Linked DNA regions of Homo sapiens: region 2 is linked to region 1. The links are chromatin contacts, found by Hi-C or POLR2A ChIA-PET in ENCODE. All regions are on one chromosome and are shown on one strand. Each heading gives the region's core, a stretch centred on a gene start or an enhancer-like site at or near the end of the contact. The rest is flanking DNA. Distances are from core to core; before and after follow the strand shown. Region 1 holds the start of CEP170 (centrosomal protein 170). Region 2 overlaps SMYD3 (SET and MYND domain containing 3).

What was found. Hi-C counts contacts between places; a loop is a spot of excess contacts on that map. ChIA-PET counts read pairs that join two places held with the same protein, here RNA polymerase II (POLR2A). Pooled maps may share reads with other maps.
Region 2: a loop to region 1 is called in a map of naive thymus-derived CD4-positive, alpha-beta T cell, with 7 times the contacts of the local background. The contact joins the enhancer-like site here to the promoter of CEP170 in region 1. A Hi-C loop is called at or near these places in 1 of 168 maps with a recorded cell type or tissue (naive thymus-derived CD4-positive, alpha-beta T cell) and 8 of 50 pooled maps. POLR2A ChIA-PET finds 5 or more read pairs at or near these places in 1 of 52 experiments (GM12878).

Annotation. Positions count from the first base shown.
Region 1 is chr1:243,249,661-243,256,530 of GRCh38, forward strand. CEP170 (centrosomal protein 170) reads right to left here and starts at 5,621. Exons shown (of 20, transcript NM_014812.3): 1 at 5,380-5,621. It overlaps SDCCAG8 (SHH signaling and ciliogenesis regulator SDCCAG8), which reads left to right and starts at 6,381. Exons shown (of 18, transcript NM_006642.5): 1 at 6,381-6,580. The coding sequence starts at 6,514.
Region 2 is chr1:245,952,866-245,959,735 of GRCh38, forward strand. The region is part of intron 5 of SMYD3 (SET and MYND domain containing 3); the gene reads right to left. Among named protein-coding and RNA genes, the nearest start is that of SMYD3-AS1, 150 kb to the right of the region's middle. Within about 2 kb of position 3,571, at least 3 of the 41 ENCODE cell types and tissues checked have a DNase peak (open chromatin) inside an H3K27ac peak, as active enhancers do.

The sequences.
Region 1 (6,870 bases), core at 4,371-6,870:
TTTTCTTCATAGCATCTATCCTTACTTGACTTTACATCGTAAAAGAATTATCCATATCCTCCAGTATATTGTAAACTTCATCTAATTCCTTTACTGCTGGAGGATATAATGGTTTTCTCTTTAATTTAAAAAACAAAACAAGGCCAGGCGCCATGGCTCACACCTGTAATCCCAGCACTTTCAGAGGCCTAGGCAGTGGACCATGAGGTCAGGAGATCAAGATCATCCTGGCCAACATGGTGAAACCCTGTCTTTACTAAAATACAAAAAATTAGCCGGGCGTGCCTGTAGTCCCGGCTACTCGGGAGGCCGAGGCAGGGGAATAGCTTGAATCCAGGAGGCAGACGTTGTAGTAAGCCGAGACTGAGCCACTGCACTCCAGCCTGGCGAGAGAGCAAGACTCCGTCTCAAAAAAACAAAAACAAAAACAAACAAAAAGGCCCCAAAAACAAACAAACAAAAAAAACCCATCCGAATGGTTTTCATTATTTTTGTGTCACCTTTCCTCCCAGCATCTTTTATTTATGTAACATTCATTCTATTTATAAATGTGCATGGCTTTGTCCTTGGCTATATTAAGTATATGGCCAGGATGGAGACATAAGAGTTTGGCTTGTTGAATTTATAAATGTCAAAAAGCCAGGAAGGAAAGCTAATCCCTTGGATGACAGAATCATGATTCAAGAAGATCTCAAGTTTTAACTATAGCTACGTTCACGGAGATGAAATTTAATAGGAGGCAATGGTAAAATACTGGTTTAAAAACATCACCTGTGTGTTTATACACAATGGGAGAAATCTAGCTAAGTGTAAAAATGTTGGTTTATGTTGACTACATCAGTGGTTTCCAGACCAATTTTTCAGAAAACAAATTAAGAATCAACATAAGGCTGCCAACTTTTTATTGGTTAATCAGGAACACTAAAATAAAACAAAACCCCATGACCAACATCAAAAGAAACTTAACCTATCATTACTTAATAGGTGTTACTAACACTATCATTTAATAAAGGCCATTTATGAACATTAGAAAAGGAGAACAAAATCTCAAAAAATAGTACCTTGAATTACATAAATATAACTTGAAAAGCCATGTAACATTTCTCTCTCTCTCTCTGCTTTTTGCTTTGAATTAGCAGAGATGACTGTTGTTAAAGAGTTGATACAATTTTAGACTTTAAACACAAGTGTATGGCTTGAAATAAGGAAAGGGACAATTTCACTGCACTTTGCATTCAGACCATAACTGCAGAATTAAATATGGAAACAAGATCAGAACACAAAGAATAGCACTGACAAAACTGATTGAATCCAGCTGAGAGATGTGAGGGATGGCAAAGGAAACCATATGAAGTTGGAGGTGTCCTAACATTTAGACAAGAGAAAATCTAGCTAATATATTGAGAAAAACCTTACTTCATCTTACTCCTAAAGACTGAATTGCAACCAGTGGGAAGAAGTTATATAGTAAAAGCAGCTACTAGCTCAATTTAAGTGAGATCTTCCTATTACACTTTTTGGAAGCTAAACAGGCTTTCCTATGCCCAGGGAAGGGTTTGTGGAGAAGTTGGACCCAATAACATCTCAGAGATATTAGTAGTGGGTGATACATTGTATGAGCTGACTTCTAAAGTTCCCTTGAATTCTAAAATTTTATGAACCAGAGTAAGGAAATAAGTGGTACCCTTTAACTTACTAAAAAAGATGAGTAGAAAGAATTTTGGCTTTAGCCAAAAAGACAAAGGTTCAATTATAGGCCCTATCACTTAGGAATGTGTAACGCAGAGGCAAAGTTATTCACTAACTCTATGCTTCAAATTTTTTCAATGTGTAAAAATAATACCTTAATTTAGAAGTTTGTTGCAGAAATTAAATACACACACACCACACACACATAAACTTCCTGGCACCTAGGAAATGTTCAAAATTTGGTAGGTATTATTCAACGATTCAATAAATATTGTGTTTCAAAGGGTAATATTTTCTATATCATTTATTACTTATGGATATACTTAAAAAATGACTTGTTCTCTGCTATGTGTCATTTGTTTTTCAGACCTCAACAATGCATGCTTGGGATTCTTTTCCACTTCTATACTTTCTGCAATTCCTGTTTGTATGTAAGTAGATTTTATGAGGTTTTCTTTAACTTTGCTTTTGCTGTTTTGTTTTTCCACCTTTATTTGATATAAAAGTGGGCTTTAACAGCAACACACATTGGCTATGTCACTGGCTTTGGCTAAAACATTTCTGCTAAACTGGACAATATATCCAGTTTAATCAACCACACTACCAGACAGATGTTTTTTATCTCTCACAATGGCTAACTCACTGCTGAACACTCCTTTATGAAATTTTTGAGTAAGTAAATAAAAACCTAGGGTATCTGATTAGAAATTTTGGTTATTAATGAAATAAAGATATTTCTTCCCATCAAAAGTATCCCATTTCTTAATGAAACAGATCAACACTGAATGCTCCAGTCAATACTATCTACTCACCAAGCATTCTTCAAATGGCACGTAACTGCTCTTTTGTTATACTTCCAGAATAATTTGCAACTGTACAGATACTTTAGTTAGCAATTAAATATCAGGTTGTCTGTCAGATACTTAGTTGAAGAGTACACTGCTTAACATCCCAGTGTTTGGGACAGATAAGAAAGAAAAGTCTTTACCTATTAATTAGTATAGAAAAAATATTTTTCAGGAATACAATTTTGTGGAATAAAAAACATTTTGACAAAAAAGCTTAAGCATATACAATATTTAGTACTAGATGAGCATTATCTAATTGCAATCAGATACAATAATAAAACTAGTTCTTTTTTTCAGTAGATAAAAAGGAACAAGAAACTGATACTTGGAACAAATCAAATAAATCACGAAGCACAGAATTTTAAAAAGTACCATAACAGCATTAATATGCAGAATGTATGCTAAGGTTTACAGTATAAATTTCACTATTCTAATGTTAAAATAGGGAACAGGCAGATTATTTCCATACAAAATAATCTCAGAACACAATGAAATTTACCAGTAAAATACATTTAAAGCATGATTGAATATAATCCCACATACTGAAATTTAGTTACAGATTTTTAAAGTTGAAATTTAAGATAAATAATAAATCCTTTAAAGAAGTCTATTAAAATGCAACGTAAAATTAAACGATTAAAATTATAAGGGAAGAAAAAAGCACTTTATGGCAAAATCAACCCAATAAAAAACATAAAGTTAATATATCTTAAAATGTAAATTCTAGTTTAAGTTAAAAGTAATCACTAATAACTCATTAATGATTACAACTCATTAACTGTGGCAAAATAAACATCATAGGTTCTTGTTATGCGGAAATTTTATTTTTAACACAGCCTATAGAGTTGATCATCATACTATTATAAAATACTATTGATTTTCAAGAAATAATATTAAAACCTACCGTTAAGTAGCTACCATTAGGTAGTAGGGAAAACACTGCAACACTTCGTTTTTATGAAAAGCACATGTTAGGACATCTTTCCTCATGTAGTAAGTTACTTTATGAAAGTAAAGGTCCATTTTAGGAGGATTACTACTTTTACATCACAAAGGCAAGAACTAGATTAATCACGGTGAGAATCAAGTTCAGTGATAGTCACAGCCTACTCAGGGAGCACATAGAGAAGCTTTCCATACATTTTCACAAGGTAAAAGGGCTAGGGGGACACAGGAAAGATCACTCTGCAGAATGGACCTTGAGTTTCGTTTGGCTCTGCCTTCGATTAACTGTCTGGCTTGGGCAGACAAGTCAGTTAACTTTCTGAGTTTTAGTGTCTTCCTCTGTCAAGTGCACTTGGGCTCTTCCGTGTTATCTACAAAGTTAGGAAGAGCTAAAGGCAGCCCTAGTTTTACTTTTTAAAAAATAATAACAGAAAAATACATAAGTTGCTATTCATCAGTGTACTGTTTCCAGAGCTGAATTCCTAAGTCTCTGAAGCATACCCAGTTAGGGTTATACCAGTGAAGATCCAGATACTATAGTCATAATGTCACTCTCTCCTCTCCCATTATTCCTCCACCTGCTCCTCCCCATCCTGCTTTATTCTCTCTTCTGGTGTGTTTTAAGAAGCAACGCCAGCAAACGGCTGCATACATTGTAAGCTTAAGGATTAAATCATTTTAAAATATGCATTTTCAATCAAATGTATCATCTGCTTCGCCAAATTCCTCCCAAATGGCTGAATTTTCATTAAGAGAATAAAAATGAGTTAACAACTTCGGTAACAGAAATGTACTGGGCCAGTTGTTTTGTTTGTTTTACTTGCTTAAAAAATAAACGGAAAGATGTATCCATTCCCTCAGGAACATAAATGCATTACCTGCCCAATGAAAAAACAATTCTGCTTGTTCATTTCCCTGACACAACAGCTTCGTTGTCAGGCCCTCTCTAGCCCAGGCTCCAACGTCACCTAGTAATTTTATATTGATCACCTTGGCAGTGCTTGGACTCCAGCAGGCATAGTCCCTGTCTTCCTTACATTCCTCAAAATAAATAAATAAATAAATAAATAAATAAATAAAACTCTACGAAACACCACCGAACAGAGATTCTGTGACTTAGTATACAAATCCCACGTCTTCCCGCCCTGTGTTAGGCAGCTGCAAATGTTATTTTTTCATCGCTTGCATAAAATGGAAGCGAAACGTACCAAAACCCTACATCTGAATCCTAGGACAATGAAGCCGACAGGAAGCCACTCTCTCCTCCCCCGGGTTTACTACAGAGCCAGAGCCTCCACGGGGTGCAGTCGCCAGGCAGGGTGCATGACACCGCGTCTTCCACGCCCTCCCAACGCGTCCAAAAGGTTGCTCGCCTGACCTCGCCAACCGCCTCACACCCCAAAACCAATCACACAAAAGGGATTGGCCCGGGGAGCTGCTCCAATGGGGGAAAAATCCCTTCCCCAGCGGCAGCGCAGCCATTCCCTCCAATGCTCCGCCCGCACCCCTCGCAAACTGCTACGGCGGAGGGGGGAGGGCTGCACAAAGCCAGTCGAAAGCTGAAAATGATTCAATGCACTTAGGGGATGCGGAGGCGGCAGCAAGGGGCTCGGGAAAGCCGGGGGGCCGCAGGACTGGAGCTCCGGGGGGCGGCGGGTGGGGGATGGGAAGGGTGGTCCCGTCAAGCCCCGGGTCCCAGGCGGGCAGAGGGTGGGGGTGGCGGCGCCGCGCGGAGCACCCGGGAAGCGCCCCCTTCGCGGTCCAGCCCCGCACCCCCGCCCCGCGGCGGGCGGCGCCCGAGTCCTCGCCGCAAACCCGAGGAGCAGGATGTGGAAAGCAGCCGCGGCGGTGGCTGCGGCTGCGGCGCCTACACCGAGCAGCCGATCGCATCACTTACCCCTTACCGTGGAGAGAGGGACCGGACGGGGGAGGCGGGGCGCGTCGCGTCCCGTGAGTCTCTCGCACGCCGTCCTCCCCCCACCTCGTCGTCGTCGTCGTCGCCGCTGTTGTCGTCGCTGCCGCTGCGGTCGAGCTCCGGGGCCCTCAGCTCCGCTGGGCAATAACGTTATTCCACACACGCCCCACACATAGCGGTAACGGCAAAGACCGACTGCCTAGTGCGCAGGCGCCTCGGGAAAGGGCGAGGAGCCGGACCCTATCCCCTCCTGCCCAGTTCCAACGATCCCTTACTGCGCAGGCGCCACACACAGACAATGAAAAGGGGTTGTGCGAGGGTCTCACCCACACGCTTTTCCAGCTTGCCCACTGCGCAGGCGTGCCCCGAAAGACCAGCTTGAACAATGAAGAGGACCTCGGCGTTAGGTGGGACCGCAACCAACAAGGACTACAGTTCCCAGCGGGCAGAGCGCCAACTCCAAGTGAAGGTCCGGTTGCTGGGCATGCTAGGAGTTGTAGTGTCGGCCGCCTTTACAATCTAGGCTGTTTGGAAGATTTAGAGCTTCTATTTCTTGAAGATTTATTCGACCGTTTTAAAAAATCTCGCAACTGAAGCAGGGTTCAGAGTTTACTATCTGCGTCCTTGAGTAGCCTGGGGATCAACTGCTGCATATTAGCAAATTTCGAAGCGTCAAGGCCTTCAGTGAGCCCTTTCTGTCATTTGGGTGGTCCAGGCAGCTGAAGAGTGGGATGGAGGCGGGACTAAACCAGGCTGGGCTGGAGGAAAAGGGCGGGGCCTGCAAGCCTGTCTCTTGGCAGCAGGCTCTGGCAGCCAAACCGTCCAAGCTAGCGCCTGGAGCGCAGTGGTTTCTGGGAATTGTAGTGTAACTGGAAGGCCCTGAGGATTGTCGAGCTTGCAGGTTCTGAACGTGAGGACTACAACTCCCGACGTGCAAAGCGAGGGCCAGTGGGTGGGAAGAGCCCCCAAGAGCTCTGTGCGGGATTCTAGGCTCCCCTGTGACAGCCGCGGCAGGAAGCAGGCGGGCGCTCCCCGGCCACAGGCCTGTTGTTCTCGGAAGGGAGAAAGCTGGACATTTCCCCACGTAACTCCCAGCTCTGGGCCTAGAGTGCGTGCATGGCGAAGTCCCCGGAGAACTCTACCCTGGAGGAGATTCTGGGGCAGTATCAACGGAGTCTCCGGGGTGAGTTGCTCCAAACCTCTGTCCCTAGCCCCGAGGTGCCCAGGGCCTAGTGGGCGGGAGCAGACCAGGTGCGTTTCCTAACACCTGGGTTCTGCCCCGTCCACGCTACAGAGGAGCAAGATGGATGTTGCTGTGGTCTTGAGGAGGATGAAATAGTTTGATTTAGTTTTTACAGTTAAGCAACGATGTTTCCTCAGATTCCCGTAGTTACCTCAATCAACTCCTTGATCTTAACTTGGCATCTTTCTCAACCGGCGACAGCAGAAACTCTTGGATAGCTCTATGCCATT
Region 2 (6,870 bases), core at 2,321-4,820, 2.7 Mb after region 1:
TTGTGTCTCTGCAAAAGCCTCTACCCATTGAGGTTTCCTTGTGCAGGGGATAGTCTGTATCTAGATGCTATATCAAGGTGAAGATCAAGTATCTTTAGTTTTCATAAAATACTAGATTCCAAACAGAAAGGTAATTATCAGACAGAGTAGGTGGCAATTAGAGGCTGAGCAGGAGGCTCTAAGAATCTAAAAGGAATTTGGTCGGCATGTGATCATGAAATCCCCAAAACATTCCAGAAAGTGATAAAAATAAACACCTTTGGGTAAAGTGTTATTTCCCCAAAGAGGAATTGAAGCTAGTTAGATCTCTTTGGTCATAATATATATTATCAGTATATCTGGAGAAAGAAACAAAGCAAGATTACCTTTTCTTCTTCTTCTTCCATAGTTTAAATTTGCTACATTGGGAAACTTCACTGCACATTAATATATCAACTCCAACTAGACCAAAATCTTTCAATTAACTAAAAACATTTTTTAGGATGTAACTCTGAAAAAAATAAAAAGTGAGAAAAAGCAAACATAAAGTAAACTGGCTTAAAAGTAGGGTTCAGTTTGTTTTGTTTTGTTTTTGAGACAGAGTCTCGCTCTGTCACCCAGGCTGGAGTGCAGTGGTGTGATCTCGGCTCACTGCAAGCTCCGCCTCCTGGGTTCAAGCAATTCTCTGCCTCAGCATCCTGAGTAGCTGGGATTATAGGCGCCTGACACCACGTCTGGCTAATTTTTTGTATTTTTAGTACAGACAGGGTTTCACCATCTTGGCCAGGCTGATCTTGAACTCCTGACCTCATGATACACCAGCCTTGTCCTCCCAAAGTGCCGGGATCACAGGCATGAGCCACCGTGCCTGGCCAAGTAGGGTTCAGTTTTTAAAAATAAACAGCAGCAACAACAAAAACCCCACATGTACTTTCAAAAGTATGTTCTGTGATTACTCTTGTGCCTGGTTCTTCAAACAAACACAGGACTTTTCACAAATGAAGCCTGCATGTTCAATGCTGAATAAGATTAAAACGTGTTTAGCTCATTGTACCTACAGAAACACAACAGAACTTCAGCAAGATTTTCAACAATGATTATTTTAATTTTAAAAAGGATTTTGTGTAACTTTGTTTAAATCTGATAATCCTCTTTACTTCAAAAAATTAAAGAAGAAAGTGAAAGTAATACTTGGAAGCAAAATGAAACTAACACGAAGTGTATCAGGTACTTTTCCACATTAACTCACTGATGTAATTAAATTACAAATGCTCAGCGTCCTAAGGGGTCAACACTGTAATTAGGAAAAGTGTATTTCTCCTTAGTCCTTATACCATTTGCCCTGGTATAAATGCTTGTAGTAAACATTGTTACTCTTTCTCAGACAAGCGTTTTAAAGATGCTAGTTAAAATGTAGTTGGTAGCTAGTTTCCTGAGTCAATATGGCAATTATACCAATAAAATTGCAGATCAAGATGAGCCAGAGGCAGTAAGGAACAGGCCAAAGAAAAACAGGAAGAAAAGGGGACGATAAAGAAAGTGGTAGGCCAGGTGTGGTGGCTCACACACCTGTAATCTTAGCACTTTGGGAGACTGAGGCGGGCAGATTACTTGAGCCTAGATGTTTGAGACCAGCCTGGGCAACATGGTGAAACCCTGTCTCTACAGAAAATGCTAAAACATTAGCCGAGCATGCTGGCAGGCACCAGCAGTCACAGCTACTCAGGAAGCTGAGGTGGAAGGCTCGCTTGAGCCCCCAGGAAGCAGGGGTTGCAGTGAGCCAATATAGCACCACTGCAGCCACTGTCCAGCCTTGGTGACACAGCAAGACTGTCGCAAATTAAATTTTAAAACAGTGGTAGTTTATTCCAAATTCATGTGCTAATCAAATCATATCTCTGTGCCACTCTCACATTCAGCCCTTTCTTCCCGTTTCCACTGCAGGTATTTGTCTCCTGTATTCATTATCTCTTACTTGCAACTTTCCAAGTCAATCTCTCTGGTCCCTGTCTTTTTCCAAACCATTCTTTAAATTGTCATCAGATAAATCTTTTTTAAAAACAGATTTGATTTTACAAAAGAGAAACAGGAGATCTACCCAGTAGTTGCAGAATAAAGACAAAATTCTCTCGTGTGACATCAAACGCCCCCTATAATCTACTCCCATCCTGTGTTTCCCTGCACCCAACACGTATTTCAGTTATCCTGGCTTCTCTGTCATTCCCAAGTCAGGTTGTGGGCCCATGTGGTGTTTTGTTTTTGTTTTTGTTTGAGTCTCGCTCTGTCGCCCAGGCTGGACTGCAGTGGCGCGATCTCAGCTCACTGCAAGTTCCGCCTCCCGGGTTCACGCCATTCTCCTGCCTCAGCCTCCTGAGTAGCTGGGACTACAGGTGCCCGCCGCCATACCTGGCTAATTTTTTTTTGTATTTTTTAGTAGAGACGGGGTTTCACCGCATTAGCCAGGATGGTCTCGATCTCCTGCCTTGGCGTCCCAGAGTGCTGGGATTACCGGCATGAGCCACCGCGCCTGGCCGCCCATGTGGTTTTATGTCTTTTCTTTTTTTTTGGCATATGATTGCCAGGTCATAGCTTTTATATCTTTATTCATAGTTTCCTCTTTTAAAAATATCTTTTTCACTACTGCGATCGCTCATAATTTTATTCATCCTTTAGGATCCGGCTTAAATGTCACCTCCTTCAAGAAACTTTCCTACATCCAAATAGATTTACCTGATACCTGAGTATAGATAGTACAGTATATTGTTATAATTGTTCTATTTTAGTATTATTGTTGTTAATCTACTGTGCCTAAGTTATAAATTAAACTTTATTGTAAGTATGTATACATAAGAAAAAACAGTATACATGAGGTTCAGTACTATCCATGGTGTCAGGCACCCTCTGGGGTACTGGAATGTATCCCCCATGGATAAGGAGGCACTAAGCAACATATTGTATGTTTAGCTTTGCATACTTTTGGCTACTTACAGATGGAATCATACTGCATTGATGATTTTGCAATTTGTTTTGGGTTTTTTTTTTTTTTGGCTCAACATTATATCCTAAGATTCATTTATGTTGATGCATGTTGCTATAGTTTATAGCTGACAGACCTCTTGATGTGTCTTCTAGGAGGCGCTTATGAAGAGAATTTCCATAGGAACACTGTTTGTAAATGCAAAAAATTACAAATGACCCTATGTTCATTACTAGGTTATACAAATAGATAACATTATTTTCTATTTTTTCATTTTTCAGAGATGGGGTCTCATTTTGTTGCCCAGGCTGGTCTCAAACTCCTGGGATCAAGCAATCCTCCTGCCTGGGCCTCCCAAAGTGTTGGGATTATAGGCGTGAGCCACAGTATTCAGCCTCTTGGTATTTTCTATACTAGCACCTACTAATGTATATGGCACATAGTATACTCTCTACAATAAATGCTTTTTAAGATAAACGAATTTGAGAAGAAAAGTTATGTCTGATTCATTGTGGCTTCCTCATCCATAGAGGCCAGCACATGCTCAGATGCTCAGTCAAGATCTGATATTCAGCCACAAAAGGCTAGCAGTGGACAGGCAGGAAATAATCTGAGCTGACACAAGTGAGGGAGCAAAACAGGACGTGTGACGTGTTGGGTGCCTACCCCTAGCGAGGCAGGCAGAGCATTATTTTTTATGAGGTTAATTCCACCTGCTTACTTTTGAGTCCTACAAACCACTGTAGTTCACAAGAATTCCTTTCTTCTCTTGTGACTCTCTGTCTCCCCAGCCTCAGCTAATTCCCTCTCCCTGTCTTTGTCTCCCTCCTTCTACTTCTCCTCCTCCTCCTGTACTACTCCCCTACTCCCCTGGGTATGAGCCTGCTTCGGTACTCTGGGAAGGGTTTAGTGATGGTGGTAAAAACTGACTTCTTGATTTCCTTCCTTGCCTGCCAGCGAAGTCATCTTCCAGCAACTTCTTCCATTCTGTTGGAGCAATGATTTGTCTCTCACTATGCCATCCTTTGGTTTGAACATTGCATACCCATCTTAAGGCAGTTGATCCACCCTGCTTATTGCCTTTTTGGCATATTGGATGCCAGCTCTTGAGCAGAACCAAACCCCTGGAAAACTGATCACCATCTCAACATCTTATTAAACTAATTCTCATTTTGCTAAACTAGAAACGAATCATCAGGCTAACACTGCCAGTGAAGATGCAATGTAAGACAAATTATACCAAACCACCAATAGGCATGTATTCATCTGCAGCACCAGCCAACTACTCTCAAAAGAACTGATACAGAAAATGATGAAAAGGAATTAAATCCAAAAGTAAAGAGACGACTGCCAACTACAGATAAGATTTTCCATGAAATTGAGTATTATTCGGTTCATCTCACTCTGACTTCATTTTATTACAGTTTAGACCTGACTAGCTAAAAAAAGAAAGACCATCGCTTTGACACACAATAGAAGTAAAAATAAAGCTGACATGTCACCCTTTCCTTCATTCCTGTTTTCAATATTCAATCTTCCCCCTTTCCCTTTCCCATCACCTACTACACTCACTTCCACTGTAACATTTCTTTCTCCTCTCTTAGAAAAGATCCTTAGAGGAAATTAAAATGTGGCCAGTCCTTACTCTTTAACGTCAACGTTTCTCTCAGCATGCACTTCTCTAACTTGAGCTATCATTTCACTAAAATAACTCAACTCTTTCTTTTCTGAATCTTCCCTAGCGTTGCTGTATTTCTTACACCCGCTTGGATTCATGCCCACTCGCTGCTCAGGATATATTGTGTCTATACTTGAGTAGGCACAAAATGCTTTTTCAAACAAAACGTATCTGTCATATCAGTACTGTTTCCTCCATATACGTCAACCAAATTAAATAGCTTCCCTGACCTTTTGTCTACTTTCTTTGCCTTCTGAGTATCCTCATCATCTAACTCTTGGCCTGGTAAAACAGGATATGTGGAAAAGTCATAACTTACCTTCCTCATTATTTTCTCTATCAAGCCATAAAAAGTAATAAGGGAAACCTTTACTTTGGGCTTACCTTCACTCCAAAATGTAGAATTGTGTGGTTAGGTTTAAAAAATGACAGAATTCTTGCAAGAAAATGTTAATCTAATGTTAGAACTCCTAGCAGACAAGGTAGGGACGCTGAATGTAATTATTCAGAGACTTTGAGAAAAAAAAAGCGGGGGGGAGAAACAAGCGGGTTTTCTATCTGCAATGAGCCCAGCACTTTATGAGGTGCCTGTCTAGATTCTTTTTTTACCACGAAAGTTGGGAGAAGCTACTATCACCCTCATTTCACAAACGAGGCTTCTAAGGCTCAAAGAGGCTTAAGTGGTGCCAGATATTGAATCCAGGTTTTTCTGATCCTCATGTTCCAAAGCAGGACAAGTTAAATCTGAAAGCATCTTAAGAGGAATGAGCTATAAAATAACATTCTGACAATACAATCATACACGATGCAGACTGCTTATCCATGAAGGCCCTTCACAATCTGGCCTCTGCATCCTTTCCTCACCCTTCCTCTCATCACCGGCCACAAATCTCCCTTTTTCCAGCCCTACAGAACACCATACACCATTTTCTAAAGTGCTGTGCTGATGAATGTACTTTCCACAGGCTCTTTCATTCGTGTGACTGCCCTTTCTCTTGCTTCATCTATCTCCTACTCCAAAACTTAGCTCAAGGGTTGCCTCCTTCAGGAAGCTTTTCCTCATTCTCCAGTCTGATTTAGGTTCTCCTCCTCCGTAGCAAAGTACATACCCCTAACAATACCACTTACCCCACTGAACCATCATTGCTGATTTACTTGTCTGTTTCTTTTACTACTAGGGTTATTCCTAGAAAGAAGAAGCTACATTTTATCCTACTTTGTATCTCTTTCATATAGTACAGTGACTGACACATCATAGGTGCTCCAGACCCCAAATAGAAGAACTGGGACAGAAATCAAAGGGTAGTATATCTGGGATCACCACCCTGGGGGAGTGGGCTATCTCATGAACCAGTATTTAAGCAGAGGCTAGATAATAACTTTCAGGAGCATTAAGAACTCTTTTTTGTTGTTGTTTGGTTTTTTTGAAACAGAGTTTCATTCCGTCTCCCAGGCTGGAGTTTGGTGGCATGATCTCAGCTCACTTCAACCTCCGCCTCCCAGGTTCAAGCGATTTTCACGTCTCAGCCTCCCAAGTAGTTGGGATTATAGGCGTGTGCCACCATGTCCAGCTAATTTTTTGGGTTTTGTTTTTGTTTTTTTAAGGAGAGATGGAGTTTCTCAAAAAACAAACAAACAAACAAACAAAAAACAAACAAACAAACTCTGGCCAGGTTGGTCTCAAACTCCTGGCCTTAAGTGATTGACCTGCCTCAGCCTCCCAAAGGGCTGGGATTACAGGCATGAGCCACCATGCCCGGCCAAGAGCTCTTTACACTAAGTGAGGAGCAGTGTTAGGCAAGCCAAGACATCCATGCTTGCTCTGTTATTCTACGGCTCCCGACAGCTCCAGATCAAAGTTTTCTGATGAAGATGGGCCAACATCTCAGAAGACAGGATGGCACAACAGTAACACAACTATCATAGTTAGAAAACCTGGGTTCTGGCTCTGACTTGGTTGTGTGATTTTTGGTAGACAGTCCCAAAAGTCTTGGGTGATTTCATCTCAGTTTCCCTATTTATAAAACAAAGGGTGAAAGGTAAGCTAGGGGGAGCTGACCAACTAGATGGTCTGTTAAACGCCTTCCAGTGCTAAGAGAATTGCCTTATTTTCCCATTGCTCACTGTGTTCTCTTGTGACCACCTGAAGGTCTCTGCCAGCTCATCTTATACCAGTGCTGTCTTCCCTGTTTGATGGCTCATTTCTCTAAATAAAGCATAACATTCACAGAACAAA